3 separate regions of the Mus musculus genome follow, and regions 1 and 2 are each linked to region 3. Evidence: chromatin loops called from intact Hi-C (ENCODE). Cell type or tissue: heart. All regions are shown on one strand. Each heading gives the region's core, and the rest is flanking DNA. Links, peaks and the distances in the headings are about the cores only.

What was found. Hi-C counts contacts between places; a loop is a spot of excess contacts. Peaks named below come from ENCODE experiments on the same cell type or tissue, not always from the same donor. Only the 100,000 strongest peaks of a DNase experiment are listed, where the experiment ranks them.
Region 1: it touches region 3 in a loop (9-fold over the local background); 18 of 42 quality-filtered maps call a loop at or near these places.
Region 2: a loop joins it to region 3, with 5 times the contacts of the local background. A loop is called at or near these places in 9 of 42 quality-filtered maps.

Annotation. Positions count from the first base shown.
Region 1 is chr15:83,206,242-83,213,825 of GRCm38, forward strand. No RefSeq gene overlaps it. Among named protein-coding and RNA genes, the nearest start is that of Cyb5r3, 38 kb to the left of the region's middle. In heart, for the core only: CTCF peaks have their summits at 3,038 (motif pointing right) and 4,136 (motif pointing right); a DNase peak (open chromatin) is centred at 4,180; H3K4me3 peaks cover 1,052 bases.
Region 2 is chr15:82,801,144-82,808,727 of GRCm38, forward strand. It overlaps Tcf20 (transcription factor 20), which reads right to left. Exons shown (of 5, transcript NM_013836.3): 5 at 7,479-7,584. Among named protein-coding and RNA genes, the nearest start is that of Cyp2d26, 11 kb to the left of the region's middle. In heart, for the core only: no CTCF peak of the experiment used is centred there; a DNase peak (open chromatin) is centred at 4,328.
Region 3 is chr15:83,515,138-83,522,721 of GRCm38, forward strand. It overlaps a transcript of Ttll1 not described here. Among named protein-coding and RNA genes, the nearest start is that of Bik, 7.9 kb to the right of the region's middle. In heart, for the core only: a CTCF peak has its summit at 3,214 (motif pointing left); DNase peaks (open chromatin) are centred at 3,204 and 3,684; H3K4me3 peaks cover 375 bases; H3K27ac peaks cover 1,171 bases.

The sequences.
Region 1 (7,584 bases), core at 2,999-5,498, 310 kb before region 3:
AAAATTAAATGAAGTTTAAGGTGATTCTTAGCTACTTTTAGTGTGTATTGAAGCCAACCTGGGCTACATAAGACCTTGTCTCAAAAAATTAAGAACAACTGGGCAGTGGTGGCGCACGCCTTTAATCCCAGCACTTGGGAGGCAGAGGCAGGTGGATTTTTGAGTTCGAGGCCAGCCTGGTCTACAGAGTGAGTTCCAGGACAGTCAGGGCTACACAGAGAAACCCTGTCTCGAAAAAGCAAACAAACAAACAAAACAAAAAACAAAACAAAAAAAATTTAGTAACAGGATAGAATAGAATGAGATTGGTCCCAAAATTATTGGGGTTGCTTCTGGTGTCCACTGTCTTAGTCAGTGGATTTCTTTGTTGTTGTTGTTGGTTGGTTGGTTGGTTTTTTTGAGACAGGGTTTCTCTGTATAGCCCTGGCTGTCCTGGAACTCACTTTGTAGACCAGGCTGGCCTCGAACTCAGAAATCTGCCTGCCTCTGCCTCCTGTGTGCTGGGATTAAAGGTGTGCGCCACCACAACCGGCAGTCAGTGGATTTCTATTGCTGCGCTGAAACACTGAGACCAAAAAGCAAGTTAGGGAGGAAAGGGTTTGGCGTACGCTTCCATATTGCTGTTCGTTATTGAAGGAAGTCAGAATAGGAACTCACACAGGGCAGGATCCTGGTGACAGGAGCTGATGCAGAGGCCATGGAGGGTGCTGCTTACTGGCTTGCTTCCTGTGGTTTGATCAGCCTGCTTTCTTATAGAACTCTTATAGGATTACTACTAGCTTAGGGATGGCCCCGCCCACTATGGGCTGGGCCCTCCTGCATTGATCACTAATTGAGAAAATGCCTCACAGCTGGATCTCATGGAGGCATTTATTCAACCAAGGCTCCTTTTGCTGATGACTCCAGCTTGTGTCCAGTTGACACACAAACCAGTACACTCACCTATCCCCACCCCCACTCCATTGCTGGCCATTCTGTGTATCCAGGGCAGCCAGATTTACCACCTAGATGCTAAGGGCACTGCTCTGGCCCCACCTCTTGAAACACACTTACACAGGTAGTCAGAACTCCTGGAAGCAGTGATATTTCCAAAACGAAGAGATCCCAACAGCCCAGAAGGCTGCTCATGAAAGGAGCTAGATGAGCCACCTCAGCATATGCTGAGCTGATGCACTGGGGACTCAAGCTGGAGCTCTTCAGAAAACACCCGTGATTCTTTTCTTCCTTTCTTTTCTTTTCTTCCTTTCTTTCTTTTTTGGTTTATTTCAAGACAAGGTGTCTCTGTATAGCCCTGGCTGTCCTGGAACTCACTCTGTAGACCAAGCTGGTCTCAAACTCAGAAATCCACCTGCTTCTGCCTCCCAAGTGCTGGGATGAAAGGCGTGCACCACCACTGCCCAGTGAGCATCCTTCCAAGAAGCCTGTCCTTTGTGCATTGGGCTGGACTAGAGCCTTGGCTGCAGTGGTTGCTCAAGGCTTGAATAAGGAGCTCCTGGGAGTCCATATCTGCCCCCAGCTTCCAACCCTGCCCTCAAGTGAGTCCTCCTCCTGATAATTCCCTACTCCAGCCCAGATGTCCACTCCTTCATGCATGAAAGAGTTGCTCTGTCTGAAAAATTGTTATCATCTTTGTGGGTTTCACCCCACAGACACAGAAAGTTATTTTATTTTTTTCAGACAGGGTTTCTCTGTGTAGTCTGTCCTGGAATTTACTTTGTAGACCAGGCTGGCCTAGAACTTACACAGTAGACCAGGCTGGCCTAGAACTCAGAGACCCATCTGCCTCTGCCTTCCCAGTGCTGGGATTTTTAAAAGGCATGAGTCACCAACCTCCAGCAAACTTTTTTTTAAAAAGGTCTATTTATTTATTATATCTAAGTACACTGTAGCTGTCTTCAGACACACCAGAAGAGGGTGTCAGATCTCATGATGGGTGGTTGTGAGCCACCATGTGGTTGCTGGAATTTGAACTTAGGACCTCCAGAAGAGCAGTCAGTACTCTTAACTACTGAGCCATCTCACTAGCCCCTCCTCTTCCCCCAAGCAAACTTTTTAAAAATGACATTTATTTATTTTCTTCTGTGTTGGGGAAGAGGGTCTGGGCCTGTGTAAGGAGGACAGTGTGTTACAGCTCTGAGGGGAAAGGCTTCCCCAGTGGAAAGACTGAAGCTCTGATGGGGGAATGTATCCTGGCATTCCAGAGCCAAGGAATATCATATGGTCACACCATACAAGGAACCTTATACAGAGATTTATCAGAAAAGACCCAGAGGGTGGCTGCCTCTGCTTACATGAAAAGCCCCAAAGAGCTGAGCAAGAGACAGATGTATACAGGGTTTCTCGGGGGTAGAGTTTTCCAGGGTGGAAATTTCCAGAGTGGGGCTTTAAAGGCAAGCCCAGGGATTTATGGTTTTCCAGCTCAGGAATTGGTAGGTTTTAATGAGTTCCTTTACTTTCCAGACAGATACGCCAGAGGGTGTGGTATATATGTTGGGGTCCAGCTGTGGTTCATCTCCTCTGTTTTCTCTTTTTCAGGATGTCCAGATGTCACTGTACACCAGGTGGGCTCTGCAGGATCCTGGTCCAGCTGGGAGTGTGTGTGTGTATGTGTGTTTTGTGTGTGTGTGTGTGTGTGTGTGTGTGTGTAGGCCTTCTCTTACAGTCTTCAATGAAACAGCTCTTGAAACAGTTTTAGCTTGTGCACAAACCAATGGGTGAGCTTGTACTCCTATACTTTATTTGGGGTAAACCAGGGCGATATGAACCTTAAAGAGTGGGAAGGGCTTCTTCTTAGGGTGAAGTTTCACTGGCTGAGGCTTAAGGTTTCTCATTTTCATGGAGAGGGGTTCCAGGGAGTTGAACCTGTAATTTCCCCGTAATTACAGTTACATTCCCCAGGTAGAGTGTAGATTGGGCTCTCCAGATCAGGCAGAGAAGAAGTCCAGCAAAGAAAAGGGAGTCCTTGTTTTGTTTTGTTTTAAGATTTATTTATTTCATGTATGCGAGTACACTGTCACTGTCTTCAGACACACCAGAAGAGGGCATCAGATCCCCATTACAGATGGTTATGAGCCACCATGTGGTTGCTGGGAAGAGCAGTCAGTGCTTTTAACCCCTGAGCCATCATCTCTCCAGCCCAGGAGTCCTTCATTTTGTGCTGAGCTCAAGAAAGCTGTCTGGACACTGTAGACTACTACAACCCTAGTAATGAGGTGCAACATCAGGACCACTTCTGCAATGGGTTATCACATCCAGAATGGTGGGAGGAGGGGTGCCTGTGTCACAGATATCTCAGATTACAGTCTGCGGCTGTTCTCCCTGTCTTTCCTCCCCTCCCTCCCTTACTACTTCCCTGCCTTCTATTCCCTTCTTTACTTTCCACCATTCCGTCTTTGCTGTGTAGCTTTGGCAGCTGTGTGCTGCCTGCTAGGATGCTTTGAAGACTGTGATATCCACGAGTTGGGCAGCATCTCGTTCTGTAAAACAGAACATACGAAGAGACTGGCTGGGCAGAGGAGGTGGACTCTACAGGCAGGAAAGAGCCAAAGGAAGCAGAAGGAGGAGCAAAAGCAAATTGCTATTTTCAAGGTGGTTTTCCTAGCGGAGTTAAAACAGGGTGGGGGTGGGGACGTCCTATCACATCCCCCGCAGCCTCGGAGCCCCAAGGAACTGGACCCTCCGTTTGGGTGCTACGAACCTTGGATTAAGAGGCATTTATCTTGAGAGGTTTGCGCTTTGGTTTGGTTTGTTGAAGCTTCCTGTAGAATCTCAGTCCAAAACAGCAGCGACTGGACAATATTACCTCTGAGCATCCTTCTCTGTAGGAAATAGTCCCTGGCGTGTTCAAAGGGTGATGGAACCCAGAGCTACAGTTTAGCTGTGGTTCCCAGGTAGGGGGAATTTAGGAGGGCTAAGGGTGAGACTCCCTACTTTGGGGGGTGGGACGCGCCGGCGCTTTACACCCCATGAATAGCGGCAGCAGTGGGCGTCCAGATAGCTGTGTTTCGGGTCATCACAAACTGAAAATAAGTATTACGAACCAGAAGTAAAAAGGAGCCATGGAGATCATCAGCCTGGTTCAATTAAATCCTAGACGATCTCCACAGTTCCTTCTCTTTTCAGTTATACGCTTAGACTGGCAACAGGTGGCGCTGCCCAGTCCATTTTACTAGAACAGCCTCTATTTCTGATCTCCTATGTCGCTTCTACAAACAAGACGTCCCCGGGATGTCTGAAAGCACTGCCCAGAGGGTGTAAGTCTATCTAGCTCGGGGGTGAGGGGGGAATTTTGGCACAAAGCCGTGACCCTGTCTCTCCCATGCTCTCCCTGGGTGCTCTGAGGTTTGTGGTGAAAGCCAGGTCTTCATAGACTGCCGCAGCTGGGAGTGGCATTGGATAGCTCCGCTGGCAACCTGATTTCTGACTAGGCCTAGAACACCCCAGGTTCTCATCTGTCTCCAGTATGGACTAACAGACCCCACATGCAATTCTCTGTAAATTAGTCTTAGAACACTAAAGTTGCAGCCGGAAGTGGTGCCGCACCCCTTTAATCCCAGCACTGGGGAGGTAGAGACAGATACCTGAGTTCGAGGACAGCCAGGGCTACACAGCGAAATCCCACCTCCTTAGGGGAAGAATCCAGCCCAACTTCTCTGACATACCCAGGTAGACACAAGTCTATGATGTCCATGCCTGCTCTGCTCGTTGAAACCATTGCAAGTTGTAGACATTTGCAACATGCAAAATGATGCTGTGTAGTTTCATCCCCTCCATGAGTCCTGGGACCCCTCTTGTCGGCCCCTTCTGAGAAAGGGTCTTGTGTATTCTGGGCTGGTCTCAGCCTTGATATGTATCTGAGAATGACTTTGAATTTAGGGTTCTCCTGCCTTCACTTTCTGGGTGCTAAGATTACAGGATTACAGGTCTATGTCACCATACCCAGTTGAGACCTAGGACTTCTTGGTGGTAGTTCCAGGTTGGGATTTTGGGTCCCTGATGCAGCTGAGAACGCACAAGTCTTATGTTATCATCAGAGAGGTCAGAGTTGAAATCTTTATTACGATCTCAACAGCCCTGCCTTGTATGTTTTTGATATGGGTTTGGCTGAACCCATAAACGAGGAATCTTTGGTTACAAAGGCCAACAGTAGATCCAGGCATGTGGGCCAGTTTGTAGAATGTTTGCCTAGCATGCATGAAGCTCTGGGTTTGAACCTTATTCCTCCATAAAATAGGTATAGTTGGTGCGTGCCTGGAATCCTAGCACTTGGGGATGTGGGAGAGGCAGGGGAATAAGGAAACCAGACATCTTTGACTATACAATAAGCTTGAGGCCACCCTGAGCCACAAAAACAAAACTACTACAAAGCCAACTGTAAGCGTACCCAGCTCCAGGGTGCGCAGCTCCTGCTCGGGTCAGTTGCTCTGGGTAGTCAAGCTTTTCATGGGAAGTAGTTCCGTTTGCAGATAAAGAACTTGTCAGAATGGGAGGAAAACACAAAGAAAGAGGAAACTGGCCAAATGGGCAAGACCATGGCACAACAGAATGAACCACGGACACACGCAAGCACGCATGCATGACTGTCTCTTCGTGGAGATGGGCATCTGCCCCTGGGGAAGGGAGGTGGGAGAGGAGGTTACTGTCACTGTGATAGAAGTCAGCCTCTTTGCTAAACAGAGCAAACAGTGAAACGATACAGTTTCTACATCCACGCTGGGTGTCTACTTAAACCTCTCGTCGGCCTTCATCTCGCAAGTGCTGCGATTTCAGGAGTACACCACCATGCCTGGCTGTTCCTTTTTATCCCTGCCCACTTCCCTTCCTGCTGACCTTAAACTTGCAATCTTCCTGCCTGAGCAGAGACTGAAGCTGAGTGCCACCATGGCCAACTCTAACCTCCTTAATTTTACCTCAAATCCAAGTGTCTGAGTGATTCCTTTCTTGGCTTATAAGACTCCTTTGCTTCTTCTTATAGGCAGTTCAAAGATAGATGAATTTTTTTGTTTGTTCTGATATTTGGGGTGGGGTGGGGGTTGGGGAGGTTTCGAGACAGGGTTTCTCTGTATAACCCTGGTTGTCCTGGAACTCATTCTGTAGACCAAGCTGACCTTGAACTTAGAAATCCACCTGCCTCTGCCTCCCATGTGCTGGGATTAAAGGCTCATATCATATACCCCAGTCACACTCTTCTCCCACCCCTTTATATCAGCCCTCCACTCTTGCAACCTCTCTCCGTGCCCCCCCCCCAATAAAAATAAACATCTCAGGCTGGAGAGATGGCTCAGTGGTTAAGAATACCAACTGCTCTTCCAGAGGTCCTGAGTTCAATTCCCAACAACCACATGGTGGCTCACAACCATCTGTAATGGAGTCTGGTACCCTCTTCTGGTGTGCCTGAAGAGAGCAGTGGTGGTGTACTCATATGTATAAAATAAATACATCTTTAAAAAAAACATCTCACTGAGGAGGCTGTGGTGTGTCACACGGTATACCAAACAGGTTCACTTGCAAATGTTTATTGCAATTGAGTCATCGGTCTGGTCCGAGGCCTCTGGGTTCTGCTCCACTATCCACCCTTGATCTTAATCAAAAGGCTGGGAAGCGATCTGCTCCACTATCAGTACTGGATCCTCACCTGTGTCGTGGGGATCCTGCAGCTTTGGTTCTGCAGGACCAGGATCAGCCCCTTCACAAGCCCCAGCGGTTCGCAGATAGGAGGGATGCTGGAACGGGACAGCTCAGAGCCCTGGCTCCGGATCTGGTTGGGAGCTGAGTTGGTTTGCCCAACAGCTCTCCAGCATCCACACCACCAGGGCCAGCTCTCCTGACATGCCCCAGCTAGCTCACCTAAGACCGAAGCCAGCAAGGAGATGAGCCAGATTTCCTGCTCCTACACCCTTAGGGCAGCTCTCTGAGCCCAGGGCCACCAGGGCCAGCTCACTGTGCTGCCCAAGCCAGGTGTGGATCTGCTCTCCCAAGTGCTGCTGGAATTTAAATTCATTGACCAGGCTGGCCTTGTACTCATAGAGATCTGCCTGCCTCTGCCCCCTGAGTACTAGAATTAGAAAGGTGTGTAGCCCCCATGCCCTGCACAGCCTGAGGGAACTGTAACCCCAGAGGGTGCTGTGGCTGGCATGAGACTCAGCTGCCAAAATCCACATGTGTCTGCTTGGTCTGCTCATATCTCACTTGTTGAGATGGCTCACTACCTCATGACTAACGTCATGACTGTTGGTTATAACATGCTATTTTTAGAATTGAGGCTTCCCACTGAAGGATTTTTGTTTTTGTGTTTGTTCTTTTGGTTTTTTTTTTTTTTTTTGAGACAGGGTTTCTCTGGGTAGCCCTGGCTGTCCTGGAAGTATTTTGTAGACCAGGCTGGCCTCGAATTCAGAAATCTGCCTGTCTCTACCTCCTGAGTGCTGGGATTAAAGGCATGCACTACCGCTGCCCAGCTCCATTGAAGGCTTAAGTCTGACAATATCTTGTTAAGCTGCACACACAGAAGGAGGGCTTAGATGGTCCTCAGGCCTCCTGGCTCCATCATTTGTCTATCTCCTCGCTGTCTTTATGTTTTATCAGTGC
Region 2 (7,584 bases), core at 2,999-5,498, 710 kb before region 3:
CTGGCTCCATCCTCCAAGATATCCTAGAAAAGACATAGGGATCCAGGCACTCCACAGACACCTGCTCAGGATGGCATGAAGGTTTCTTGCTTCATAAGATGGCCCTCAGATTCCAGAAATGTTCAGGATGGAGTTGGGGAGGGCATCTCCCAGGTGATCTCGTTCTTTAGCACCAAGGACAGGTTGGTGATCAAGTGTCTCTGTCTCCTGGCAGGAGGCAGAGTATGAACCTTGGGTCAATGGAAATACCAAGCTCCTACTGCTAAGTCCATATGCATAAACTCTACATCTAGAAGTGTCTTGCTATCTTAGAGGAGCCCTGTAGTTCTTCTCACCCAACCCTTTGTCTATGCTTTCTACAATCCTGTTGCTTGCTTTCATTTGTTATCCCACTTCCCTGGAAACTCTGTGGGCAATAGCCACAGTGTACAACCACTCACATCAATATGCTGGAAATTCAGAACAAGATAACATTCATTTGGTGTGGCTATACTAGAGAGAAGAGTCCATGCATAATTTAGGGATGAGAAAGCCCTATCTTTCTTTTTTCTTTTCCTCTTTCTCTTCCTTCCTTCCTTTTTTTGGACAGGGTTTCTCTTTGTAGCCCTATCCTAGAACTTGCTCTGTAGACCAGGCTGGCCTTGAACTCAAGAGAACCTCTGCCTCCTCCCGAGTGCTAGGATTAAAGGTGTGCACCACCACTGCCCAGCTAGAAGCCTTATATTTCAATTTCACAAAATGTCACATGGGACAAATTCACTAGTATTGTATCTCTAAAGTGCTACACTTCACGAATCATAGCATTTGGTAAAAGACATGCAAGCCTGGTGTGACATTTGTGGAAGCCACACCTGCCCCATAATACCATCAGTCTCCTTTTGGACATGGCCTTGAGACACAGCATATTGCTTCAGTGGTCTGAAGTACAGGGGACTTCACCCAACATTCTATTTTCATGTTAAGGGCTGATCCATGTGAGAAAGATGTCTATCACTTTTGTAGAAATCTGGTCAAGCCAATGCTAGGAGCCACAAGTGTCACATAATTCAGGTTTGCAGCCATACTTTCCCTTCCAGCTCTACCCTTACACCACATATCTAAGGGCAGAGTCACGCATAGCAGTACCCAGGCTAGCAGGGTGAGGTGGCCACCATCCCTGCTTAACAGGTATGAATATTCTCCTCTGATGAGGCTCTAGGTGCATGGAGATTGCTCTACATAAGACACTATGGTGACCATGGCACCTTGCAAGAGTCAACTTCCACCTTCATTAGGTGGATCCAGCATCCTAAGGAAACGTGGCATCAGTCGTAGATGAGGGATGAACCACATCAGTTTAGTTTAGGATTAGAACATTCTTCTATCTCTGTCTTAAGGGCTGATCCATGTGAGGATTATGTTAGGGCTAGAGGGGTGTCCCAGAAGTGAGAATCTGGGTTAGGTTAACCTTATCTTACACTCTGGTACCTCTCTCCTCCCTTCCTTGTGTCCTTCAGTCCATCACCCACAGGCCTATCAGCTAGTATAGCCTTAGTCATCCACTGCTCCAGTTTTGTTGTTTTTTGTTGCCCAGGCTGAAGTTACAGAGGGTCAACACATAATCTCTGCCACTCCTGTCACTTCTAGTCCATGAATTACATGCACACACATGTGGTGTGCATGTAAGCAAGTACTCCGGGCAGTGTACTCTACTCCCAACACCTTCCCTCCTCTGGGTTCAGCAAGATCCTAAGATGCTGCCCCAGTTCCTTCTACGTACTGTCTCCACCATAAAACCCAATGGCTTTTACTGAATTGTTGACTACATCATCACTCCCATTAGTGTCTGTCCTGGTCACTGACTCTTCTGTGCCATTTTTGCCACCCCATACACATCCAGACCTTTGCCTTTGGATCTGTGACTAAAGCCCAAGTGTTCACACTTGGGAACTGGTGGGTGGTCTAAGGTGTTCTCTTCATCTTTACCAGCACTCTTGCTACTGTGTGTTGGTCACACTGGTTCCTTAAAGGCTACCTGTAGGCTGATCAGCTCTTTGAAGCAGTGCTGAAGCTGAAGTGGAAGAGCAGAGAACTTACAAGTGAAGCTCCCCAGCAGATAGCAAGAACCAGTAAGATCTGCCACAGGAGCTTTCTGTTGTGTGTTGCTTGTTACTGTCCTCAGAGCCTTAGATATGTAGAGCAAATGCTCTACCACTGAGCTGCATCCTCAGCATGAGATCTGTTGCCTTGTGGCTGGGAAGTCTATCATAGAAGTTCAGCAAAGGACCGTTACTCGATACACTTGCTCAGCAGTGACCTAGCCAGAACCAGTACACCTGTCCTCAGTTCCTTGAGGTACAAGACCTATGTAACACCAAGAGATCTGATCTGCCACAGCACCTCTTTTCCTGACAGAAATGTTGCACTAGACCCTAACATTCCTGCCCCACCCCCATCAAGACCTCCTCCAATAGGATTAATGGCTTGGGACTTATGACTTCTGCTGTGTCTGATTGGATCTCATATCTGAAGCACAGCCTGCCCTACTTGTGTTTGTCCTTCCATACTTCTGCTCTTGGAAGTGCACCATCTTCAGGTCCCGAAATCTTTCTTTTGGAGGTTTGTGGATTTACTGTGTACTGCTAAGGTCACCACGACCTATGCTGCCTTCTATCATGAACTCCCTCACTTTGTACAGACATGTTCTCAAACTTTACTTGCAGCAGGCTGCCTAACTCAGGAAGTGGCACAGGACTTGGAGGATAGCAGACAGGTCAGTTATCCATCAAGCCCACCACATGCAAAAGAGAGCTGTGGATATGACCATTGGCCACAGCCCAGTCTGCAGCCCCATGGCTGCTTCCAGGATTCGTTGGGGACCCCTCTTAGTCCTTACTCCAGTCACTCATGAAAGGAAATACTAACATTGCCTAGGCACTTTGTTCCTTACAAAGGAGCTAAGGCTGCCCTTTGTTCTCTTGTGCTAAGCCAAGCTGTTAACTGGCAAGCTAGAGCAGTAGTTCTCAATCTTCCTAATGCTGCAACCCTTTAATACAGTTCTTCACACTGTGGTGACTACCGACCAAAAAAACCATTTCATTGTTACTTCATAACTGTAATTCTGTTGTCATGAATTGTTAGTATCAGATATGTGACTCCTGTGAGGGATCATTTGACCACAACACACAAATGAAAAGGGATTTCAACCCACAGGTTGAGAACCTGCTGTGCTAAAGCGTGAAGGTGGAAGGAAAAATTGGCTGGGCAGGCTAGGCTCCATGGCCCAAGCACCACTGGCCCTCTTGTTTGCAGAAAATGATGGGCTGATGACAAGGAAAGGCTAAGCTACCTAGTTATGGTAGCAAGTGCTAGTAGAATGGCCTGTGTGAACAAGCAAACAACAGTAAAAGGAAGGCAGTTGGAATCTACATAAATCTTTAGAACAAGTCTGAAGTCATTCAGTTGATTACACAACCTGGAACTTCTCAGATCTGGTCACTGTCAGAGAGAACTGACATCTAAAGGATGGTCCAGTTGCTTTTTGAACAAAAATGAATCTTCATTTACCTTTACTTCTTGTGTGTCAAGTCTGCCCCCAAGTCATTTTAATGGCATATGGAGAGTGGTATTCCCCTTATGCCAGAGGCCTGTGGTTAGGATGGGCCAACCACAAGGAAAATTAAAGAGTGAGGCTTGTGCCTTCCAAGGCTGGTACTTCTGTGCCAGGCACTGCTGTTCCCACCGCACGTGCCAACTCATTAGTTCTCCCCAGGGTCCTCAGAGGCAGGTGTTTTCATGCTATAAGAGCATAAGTGACAGCAAGTCAATGTGGTATTGCACTGTACCAGACTACTACTTGATCTGAGCAGCAATTCTGTACTGCTTGCACATGATAGTTCACTGATGGCCAATACTGACTTATTGCTTTAGAAAAACTCAAACTAGCCATGCTTTGGGACCCATGTCACGGGGTTAAATGTACAATGTACTGGTGGGCCCTCTAGACACTCTCATGAGACACTGAGCTTCAAAATACTGTAGCTATGAAGTGAATTAGGTCTACACTTGAGTCCTGTAGGCTTCAGAGAGCCCTATATGACCCAAACACTATTGTGAGAACTCTAGACCAGTTACGAAGCTGTAGTAGCCAGCCAGTGAAGTTCCATTAAGAGGAAGGTTTGATCATTTTTATGACATTTCTTCGTTTGGGGAATAGCCATGTCAATGGAAGGAAACTTCTAATTCCCAGCTCTACCCACAAGAGTGTCAAATATCTAGCTTAAGAAATGGGTAGCCTCTTGAGCTGCAGTCCCAACAACCATCACTGGGGGGAGCCAGAGATTACAGGCAGGGGAAGCTGCAAACTCATAGGAGTTGTTTAATGGGCAGTTTCTATTTTGCAAGATGAAAAAATGTCAGATCTTAGTTGCAGAACATAAAGAAAATATTCACACTTCTAAAAAAAATCACAACTCTAAATTTTAATATGCTTTTAAAAGAGAGCCTAGAGAAATGGCTCAATGGCTAAGATTGCTGGTTGATCTTCCAGAGGACTCAGGTTCAGATCCCTGCACCCACATGCCAGCTTACAACTGTTCTGTAAATCTAGTTCCAGAGGACCTTCTACAGGTACTAGGCACACAAGTAGAACACAGTCATATATAAATAAAAATTAAAGGTTTTTATGAAGTCAAGTACATTTTTATTTAAGGGATTTGATTCCTTTGCTGTCCATCCAGGTCATCTGAAAATACCCCCTTCTCCAAGGAGATCCAGTTGTGCTTTTCATTTACATTTCTAATGTTATCCTCTTTCCTGGTTCCCCCTCTGCAAACCTCCTATCCGATCCCCTCTTACACTGTTTCTATGAGGGTGCTCCCCCACCCACCCATGCCTCACAGGCCTAGCATTCCTCTACACTGGGGCATCAAGCCTTCACAGGACCAAGGGCCTCCCCTCACATTAATGCCAGATAAGGCCCTTCAGTTCCTTCAGTCCTTCCCTTAACTCCTCAGTCCAATGGTTGGCTGCATCCACATCTGTACTGGTCAGGATCTGGCAGAGCCTCTCAGAAGACAGCTGTATCAGGCTCCTGTCAGCAAGCACTTCTTGGCATCAGCAATAGTGTCTGGGTTTGGTGCCTGCATGGATCCCCAGGTGGGGCAATCTTTAGATGGCCTTTTCTTCAGTCTCTGCTCCACACTTTGTCCCTGTATTTCCTTTAGACAGGAGCAATTCTGGGTTAACATTTTGGAGACGGGTAGGTGGCCCCATCCCTCAACCAGGGGGGACCATGTCTAACCTCTGGATATAGTCTTGACAGGTTCTCCCTCCCCTTTGTGGTATTTCAGCTAATGCAATCCCCATGGGGTCCTGGGAGGCTCTTGCTTTCCTGGCATCTGGAATTTCCTGGTTGCTACCCCCAGTTCCCCATCCCCCATTGCTATACACCTCTTTTCAATTTCCTGATCCTCTGTGCATCTCCTCCAATACCTGATTCTGCCCCTCTTTTCCCCCTCCTTCTTTCTTCCTCCCAAGTCCCTCATACCCTCTACCCCCTTGATTATATTGTTTAGAGTATTAAAAATAATCTACATACATACATACCTATCAATATGGCTAACATAAAAAATATCTCCACACGCTGGCAAGGATGTTAACAGGAACTCCCATTCATGGGTCATAAGAATAGCAAAAAAAAAAAAAAAAAAAAAAAAAAAGGAAAAGAAAAAAGAAAAAGAAAAAAAGGAAGTTTAGCAGTTGCTTATACAACATTTCTTTACCATATGACACACTGATCTGAAAACGTGTGCTTACACAGAAACCTGCACAGTATTTATGGTAGCTCTATTTATAAGTGCCCAAATTGGAAGCAATAAAGATGTCCTTTGGCAAACAGGAAGTAGGAAAAACTGGGCATATCTAGACAATAGAGTATTTTTTTGGCAGCAACAAAAAAAAAAATGAACTTTGTAGCCATAAATACATGAAGGAACCATAAACATGTATCACTAAGTTGGAAACAGCCAATCTGAAGTGGCTATACACTGTATGACTAACTATACACCACTCTAGAAAAGGCAAAACTATGATGATGATAAAAAGACCATTGGCTGTCAGGTTTTGGAAAGGAAGGGAGAAGCAATTGGCACAGCTGTATTAGGGTAGCGAGCTGTCCTGTAAGAAACAGTAATGGGGGTGCACGGGTGTTATAAGTTTGTGTAAATCTATGAAGTATCCAGTACACAGCATAAGGAGCAAACCTTGACATAAATCACAGACGTAAGAGGCAATTATGAAGTATCACAACACATGTGCTACTCCAGAGGGCCACACCCACAATGAGATGAGCTGCCACAGGAGGATGCAGGTCCATAGGAGCTTATCTTCTGTCCAAAGCTACCATGAACCTAAAACTGCTTTCACAAAACCTATTACAACACACATGCACTGACCTTATAAACTGCAGGAACTGAAAGGCAGAGACAGCCACGGCACTGCCCAAGTCAGGAAACTGCCATCAAGAGGAACTGAATAGGGTCACTGCCCACTCAAGTCATTTCTGAATCTCATCAATAAAGCTGTGCTCAGGTCCCACCAGCAAATGGAATGGGAACAAAAGAACAAAAGGGAAAGTGACGAACATCGGCTGTCAGGAAAATATTTTCCTCAAGACACCCATTCTTCAAGTTTTATGGCTTAGTCCATGACACCTGAAATCTATCAATTTCATTTTAACCGTGTTAATCCAGGTTACCAACAAGAGACGCTAACCAGTTCAAAAGCCATCATTTCTATTCAGGTCTTGTCCAGCTGTCTGAGCACGGTCCCACAGCTGACACAGCACACAGCTCAACACTCATAAACCATCCACATGGGTGTGGTGAGAAATGGACCACACTGCTTGGTATACCCATAGAGCAAAATTAACCTGCCATTTCTGCAACCCCAAATTGATGAGCACATTAGAACTGATTTATAATTGCTTACTTCCAACTCAAAGGAGTATTTAAAATATTTGTTTTCTTTAAAAAAAATCCATTAACATTACATTATACTTTTACAATCCTCAAAAATCAATGCTGATTCAGAATATGTCCTCAAGTCAACTGCAGAAAGTCAGAATGGGCCCCACAGGAGGCAAAGAACCCTGGGGTTTGGTTTCAGGCTCTGCTGGCAAGGACCACCTTGCCTTCCAGAGGAAAAGGAACAAAGGGATTGGGACTGATGGTAGCCCCCTGGGGAATAGAGCCAAAGACTTCCTGGGAGGGCCATTCTGGAGAAGGAAGAGACACATTCACTTAAGAGTAAATGAAAAAGGACACAAGGTTAAAATGAAGTTTATTACGGTTTTGTTTTTTTTTTAATTTTTTTGATTTTTGTTTTTTTAAATAAAACTGTTTGTAAAACAGCTATTTTATCCCCACGGCAGAGTGACCCCTGAAAGATGCACATATCCCTTCTTAAGGCCTTAACAAGATTTTTTTTGTACTTTTTTCTTTTTTTAAAACTCATATTTAAAAATTATACAATTTACAAATCAAAACAATACAACATAAAGAATCACATAGCATGGGCAACATATCTGACAAGTCCCCTTTCCAC
Region 3 (7,584 bases), core at 2,221-4,720:
TGTTAAGATGTCTAAACCAAGGACCTAGTCTTAATCCAGGAGGGATCTACTTTTGGATTTGGCTTTCTGCCCAAGTGGCCATCTGCTTTTAAGTCTGTCCCACGACTAGAAAGCCAGACAACGTTCCCAACAAACAAAAACACTGAGAAATTCTTGGAAGATCCAAAAGCGGATGAGTGTGGAAGTCCCAATTAAAAAGCGAATACAAACACTCAAAAGAAAAGTGAGGCTTCCATGTAAGCCCTTGGAATTAGCCCCGCCCCAGTGTGGAAGGGGCCATGGGAAGGCAGGTAGGTGGCAAGTCACTTGCTGAAATGGTCTCCTGAGGGTGTGAGCAATGAGCATGTCTGATGTCGGCAGAAGCCATCAGAGAGGTTAGTAGCCCATCTAGTGCTTTAAGGCAGTGCTTCTCAACCTTCCTAATGCTGTGACCCTTTAATACAGTTCCTCATGTCATGGTGAGCTCCAACCATACAATTATTTGTGTTGCTACTTGATAACTGCAATGTTGCTACTGTTATGAATAGCAATGTAAATATCTGATATGCAGGATATCTGCTTTGCGACCCCTGTGAAAGGGTCCTTTTTTTCCCCCAAGGGATTGCAACCCACAACTTTTGAGACAGGCACGAAACTCAGCAAAAGAATTGAACAAGATGCTAGGTGGTGGTGGCACACACCTCTAATCCTAGCACTTGGGAGGCAGAGGCAGGCAGCTCTCTGAGCCAGCTTGGTCTAAAGAGTAAAACCCTGTCTTTAAAAAACAAAAAAAAAACAAAAAACAAAGAAACCAAAAAGAGCAGTGAGTTTAATGACCACCCTAGACAGGGTCAGGCCACCTGCCAAAGCCTGCCTGTCACCTGCTTTGCATGGCTCAGACCTGGCTCTTATAGTTTGCAGTCAGTTTATTGATAAAGGTGAGAGACCAACTCTTTTAAGTTCAGACTCCATTTCAGAGATCTTGACCTAAGTTTGGAACTCAAAGCCTGTATCTAGTATTAGTTTCCAAGTTACTCCCCCCCCCCAAAAAAAACCCTGAGCTCCAGTTTCTAGGCTAACCCCGACAAGCTACGTCTCCAGGTTAGTCTGCCCCAACAAATCCAGTGTTTCTAGGTTAATCCCCAACAAGCCTGCTCCCTGCCTAACAGCCACCACTGCAGAGTGAAGCAGAAGTTAAGTTCATGGTTTGACTCCAGCACCAGCCAATTATGTTAAAGGACATAGTAGCACTTCCTGCCCCCACCCCCACCCCCCAATTAGAAGCTTGCCATATTGCCCTTACTTGCCACGTTCTATAAATCCTTGCCCTGATAAGTGTCCGGAACTCTTCTCCACCAAAACCGTGCTGCAAGTTAATGGTGGGCTGAGCCCAAGCTAGTCGAATAAAGATCCTGGTGTGATTGCATCGGATCAGCTCCTGACTGGTCTTTCAGCCCCCTTCCTTTCTGGTCTAGATTCATTTCTGTTGCTGTGATAAAAAATACCTTGACCAAAGGCTGCTTAGGGCAAGAAAGAGCTTATTTAGCTTATAATTAATTCCCCGTTATGGTCCTTCATTAGGGAATCCACAGCAGAAGACAAGTCATATCATATCTCCTGTCAGCTGAGGGGAAAGTGGGTTTTTAACCTCTTCCACTCTTATCTAGCTGTTTCCAGTCTTACCTAGCTGAGGACCCTGCCAAGGGAATGGTGCTGCCCACAGTGGGCTAGGTTTTTTTTGGTTTGTTTGTTTGTTTTTTGTTTTTGCTTTTGTTGTTGTTTGAAATGTGGTTTCCCTATGTAGCATAGTTCTAGCTGCCCTGGACTCACTTTGTAGACTAGGCTGGTGTCAAATTCACAGAGATCTGCCTGTCTCTGCCTCCTGAGTGCTAGAATTAATGTTATGAACCACCAGGACCGGCCTGGGCTAGGTCTTTTTACATAGGTTAACATTAAGACAGACCTCCACTAATAAACTCACAGGCCAAGCTGGTGTAGAGGATTCTTCCATGGGACTCTTTCCTGTTAGGTGGTTTTAGGCTGTGGAAAAAGTTGATTCAAAACTGACCAGCAGGCTTCTGTAAAAAGAACTTCAGTCTTGAACTGCGTTGTAGCCCAGCAGCAGAAAACATGCTCTTATCAGTTAACAGTTTCCTTAAACAGGAAGGTAAACAACTCAAAACAAGCTTTAGGTAGTCCCTGAAACCGACAGGATTCACTAGGCCCCTCCCCAACAAAGCAAGCAATAAAAGCTGAGAGTTCCCCCTCCAAATAGGGAAGCTAAGCTGCAAACATTCTGAGACCAGAGCAGGTGCCTAGAAGAAGCAGAAACCAGCTGAGCCACCTGGAAGAGATTTAAACCAACTGAGGCACCTGGAAAGGACATTCTCCAGCCTGCTGAGCTGCCTGCAGGCTGTGTGGTGTCTCCAGGTTCCCAGCTTTGTGAGCTGTCTCCCATGCTGGGTGGGCTTTGGTGACATGGCTGTCTTTGAGTCATTTCTGTTCCTATAAGTAACCCCAGTGATTCTCATGGTTCACCAAGTTGGATTTTCATGGTATCCATACTTTGGTCTGTTAGAGGCTCCCTCTTGTGTATAGCATCTGCCCAAAAACTTTATCATACAACACATGCTTAGTGTGTACAAACAAGGTATTGGGCTTAATCTCAGGAAAGCAGTGGTGGTGGTGGGGTTGTCCATTTGCCTCACTGTAATTCTGTATGCCCCACATTCTGTATTCAGTCACGATTACAGTTTTATTTTCACCAATAAGAAGGCTGTGAAGTCGGGCAGGAGAAACGGCTCAGCAGCTATGAGTCTTTACTGCTCTTGCAGACAAAGGATGGGAGCTCAGTTCCCAGCGCCCACGTGGCAACTCACAACCCTCTGTAAGTTCAGTTCTAGGGGATCAAATGCCCCCTTCGGGCATTGCATGGGCGTAGTGCACACATCTCCGTGCAGACAAGAAATCCATATACATAAAAATCAAAATAAATACATCTTTTAGAAAAAACCAAAGTAGAGGATGTTGTGAAAACGTGTACTTCTTCTAAACAGAAGAGCCTGGAATTGAAGCTCTGAGGTCTGCTCATTTCTGCTACAGAACCTTCTGCCCTGACCTTCAGCATGGGCTGGTGCCCTGGGTTTCTTAACTCCCCACCCCCATGCGCCTCCAGGGCCCAGTGCCTTTTCCATTCCCAATCATTTACCTTTAGCACCACCTAGTGGAAGCATTTAGTATAATCGGCTCCAGAGAAGTCCCTCTGTGGCGGGGGCTTCTGTGTTTGCGTCCCAGGGCAGGCCTTGTGAAGAGGAAAGACTGCATGGCACTTCCAGGCCTTGCCCCGCTGTCTCCTGGAAGGTATTCAATAAGCCTTGTCCCGTGGATGAGACTTACAGCGGAGGTGAGATGCGGAGGCTCGCTTCAGGACAGTGTGTAGAAAGAAGCACTTGAAAATTCCCGAGTGGGGACACTCTCCTAGGATAGGCTGGAATCCAGAAGTGACCCTTGCCCGGAGGCAGCCAGAGAGACTCAGAATGCTACAGTGGTCCTGACCCGGAGGCTGGCAGGTGGGGAACCAGTCTCTGGGAACAAAACTGGCAGGGTCCAGCTACTTGAGGCATGAGCGCAAACACAGATCTCATCTTCGCCTCCCAGTTCTGCACCAGCAGCTTACAGACCCTGTAGAGGTGGGGCTGAGGGACCAAGAGGACATTTCAACCTGGAAAGCGCTGTAAAATCAGTCATCAGTGGGCAGGTCTTCACCTGGCACCCTTCCAGGAACAGAAGCTAAGAGAGCTGCTTGCTCCCTGGTAGGGGCCTGGCTGTCTATTCTCCTGCTTCTCTTCCCGCTCTCTTTATGGCAAGTTTCTTACACGCACAGCCCGCCTCCGGCTCCACCCCTTGTGTCCTCATACCGGGCTTAGCTCCTCTTCTTCACCGTGTAAAACTGTTCAGTCCGTGAGGAGAGAGCTGCCCTGAAACCTGTAACTAGACGATGCCTCCCTGTGCAACCCTTCTCTGAAACGACATTAGCAAGCCAACGTTTGTTATTAATGCAAGAGTAACCTCAAGTCAGGACCACTGTCCAGAGCATGTCTCTTCACCCAAGAGCAAAACCCAGGTCCGAGATTCAGTTTCTCTATTGAGTTGGATTAGGGCAAAGGGTTGGAAACCAGATCCATTCTATCAGACTGGGAAAGCTGGCCCCACTCCTCACCTTCCAGCTCCCTCCACACCCCAACCCCAAAGTATTGCTTTCAGCATAGATAGCAGGAGCCAGCTGAGAGAGAGAATGCAGATCTACCCCAAAGCCAGGCCTTGCTCCCCACTTCACCTACAGCCCAGGTCTCTTGTTCTGCTTGGTTTTGTTTTTGCACTTGGCCTGTGTGCTGTGGAGAAAACAGACTTTTATAAGCTGCATGGGGTGCATGGCCCTGGCTTGTGACAAACTCTGTCCCCTCCGCAACACCCACCCCAGCCCCTGTGCTTTTCACACATCCTCTCTGCAGACAGCACCCAAGGCCTTTAGAGACCAGGCAACCAGACAGGCGACTTTGTCATTTTGTAAGCCCCCGAGACCTGGGAAGTGGGAGACTGGGAATGCCACACAGGGCCTTCACATGGCACTCCGAGGTCTACACCCAAGTCCTGTGGAACATAGAGGAACCACCAATGGTTGAGAGGCTGGGTCAGGTACTCAGATCCTCTGAGCCCCACATAGTTAGCCTTGGGGCCCGTGGGAATCCTTGGCTAGGAGTTCCAACTGCGGTGGCCTCTATTTGACAGGCTGCATCCAGATTCACTTTTCTTCCTGAACTCTAGCCCAAAGAAGATGGAAAGTTAAACAAAACAAGCAAAAAACCAAAACCGTACTGTTCTTGCAGAGGACTCTGGGTCAGTTCTTAGCGCCTCCATGACAGCTCCCAACCATCTGTAACTGCAGTTCTAAGGGGGCCAATACCCTGTTTTGACCTTTAGGGGACACCAGGCACACACATATACATGCAGACACAACACTCATACACATACAATAAATAAATCTAAAAGTAAAATGGAAAGGACTCTGGCCTCTACACTGGTTGTTGAATTTTCCTTTCCAGTTGCAATTGCTTCCTCGATAGGAGTTCCTGGGGAATAAGGGTGACAGGCCTTCCATGAGTCTCCAGAATCACACTGAGGAGGTACAGGGAGCTTTGAGATTGCCCCAGAGAGGGGCTGTGATGGTTTGTATATGCTTGGCCCAGGGAGTGGCACTGTTAGAAGGTATGGCCCTGTTGGAGTGGGTATGGCCCTGTTGGAGTAGGTGTGTCACTGTGGATGTGGCCTTTAAGACTCTCATCCTAGCTGCCTGGAAGCCAGTATTCTGCTAGCAGCCTTCAGATGAAGATGTAGAACTCTCAGCTCCTCCTGCACCATGCCTGCCTGGATGCTGCCTCGTTCCTGCTATGACGATAATGGACTGAACCTCTGAACCAGTAAGGTAGCCTCAATTAAATGTTGTCCTTTATAAGACTTGCCTTGGTCATGGTGTCTGTTCACAGCAGTAAAACCCTAAGTAAGACAGGGACCTAGAAGTTGGGAGCCACACATTGATGAGCTCAGACGAGAGCTGTGCAAGGAAGCCAAACCCCTGTGACATCAACTCTGACATTAGGCTGTGACATGGTGTGACAGGATACAAAGGAGAAAGAAAAGTGACAAGGTCGGGCTTTGCAACCATGCTTAGCCCCTGAAGGCAGGAGAGCCAGCAGGTAGAGCCAGCAGCTTCCAGGCTGTCTGGACCTGTATTAGTTAGGGTTTCTACTGCTGTGATTTTTTTTTAAGGCTTATTTTGCCCTATGACTTATGAGCCCATTATCCAGGGAAGTCCGTGCCAGAACTCAAGCAGAGCCTGAAGGCAGGAGCTGATGCAGAAGCCTTGGAAGAGCGCTGCTTAGTGTATTGACCCTCACGGTTTGCTCAACCTGCTTTCTCATAGTCCTCAGAACCACCAGTCCGAGGATGGCACTGCCAACAGAGAACTTGGTGCTCACACACTTAATTGTCAATCAAGAAAATGCCAACCCGGGCTTGACCACAAGCCAATCTGATGGGGAGTCTTCCAAAAGGCTCTAGTTTGTGTCAGGCTGACATGAAACCAGACAGCCCAGGGCCCAACACAGGCCTCCTTAGGACTCGCCTGCTCAAGCTCTCTCAACTCCACACACCCCTGCTCAGCCCAGGAGGAGGGCTTGTCAAGGACACATAGAATTGTGAGTGACAGTGGCACCTTCCTCAGGCAAAGCACCAGACCAGCCTTGTTTTCTTTAAAGGAAGAAAAAAATCTCAGCAGAGCAGTAGGGGCACATACCTTTAACCCCAGCACTCGGGAGGCAGAGTCAAACGGATCTCTCTGAGTTCGAGTCCAGCCTGGTCTACAGAGTGAGTTCCAGGACAGCCAGAGCTACACAGAGAAACCCTGTAGAACCCAAACCTCCCAAATTGTGTGCTCCCCGCTCTCTCTCTCTCTTACTTTTCTCTGTCTCTCTGTGTCTCTCTGTGTGTGTGTGTGTGTACACACATGTACATGCATGCATGTACCCTCAGAGGCCAGAAAAAAGCAGCAGATCCCGTGGGAGCTGGAGTTAGAGGTCGTTGGGTACCAGGTGTTGAGAACCAAGCACATGACCTCTGTATAAGTAGCATAGTATCTATCTCTTTACCTGCTCCATCACCTCTCCAGCCCTGAGAGACTCGTGTCTCCGGAGGAGTGCCCACACTTGGGATTTCCTATCCTTGCTCCAGTGACCTTCCCACTCACTCACCTGAAATATCTCGTATGATAATGTTAAATGTCAATTTTACAGAATTGACAGTCACCTGGGAGATGGGTCTCTGGGCATGCTAGTGGAGGTTGTCTTAGTTAGATTAATGGGCAAGGCATCAATCCCTGGCTGGGATCGTGGATGGTATAAAGGGAGAATGAGGGCTGGACAGCAAAGCTGTCTTCATTACAGTCCTCTTCCTGAGGGCAGATGGAGGAGGAGCCTTCTTCCTGCTCCTCCTCCTCTGGTCACCTTGCCCTTCATGCCTGCTACCACATTCCCATCTTCATGCCCCGCCCCCCCTCCCGGAACTGTGAGCAACTTTCCTCCCTTAAGTTGCTTTTAGAGCATTTTGTCACAGAGGTGAGAAACTAGCCAGACAGTGGTGGCCTTTAACCCCAGCAGAGAGAGAAGAGCTAGACACAGGGGAGGATAGAATGAGCCAGAGAGGAAGCAGGAGACAGAAGATTAGAACAGATTGCCAGGGTTAGACTGAGGTCAAGCAGAGCATTCAGGAGAAGCCCAGAGAAACCAGATTGAAGAGTTTTGACCCAGAACAGCGGAGTTGAACCAGCCAGAGCTCAGAAAGCACTAACTGGGAAGGGGTGAGCTTATTCAGCAGTAAGTCTCAGAGGCTGAAAACATTCTAGGCCTAGATTAGATTGTATGGAGGCTAGGAGCTTCCAGGACTAGGCCTTGGTTAGCAGATGGAGGCAGCAAGCCTCGGAGATAGCAAGGAGCCGGAGAATAAAAGTTACATTTTTGCTGGGCAGTGGTGGTGCATGCCTTTAATTCCACC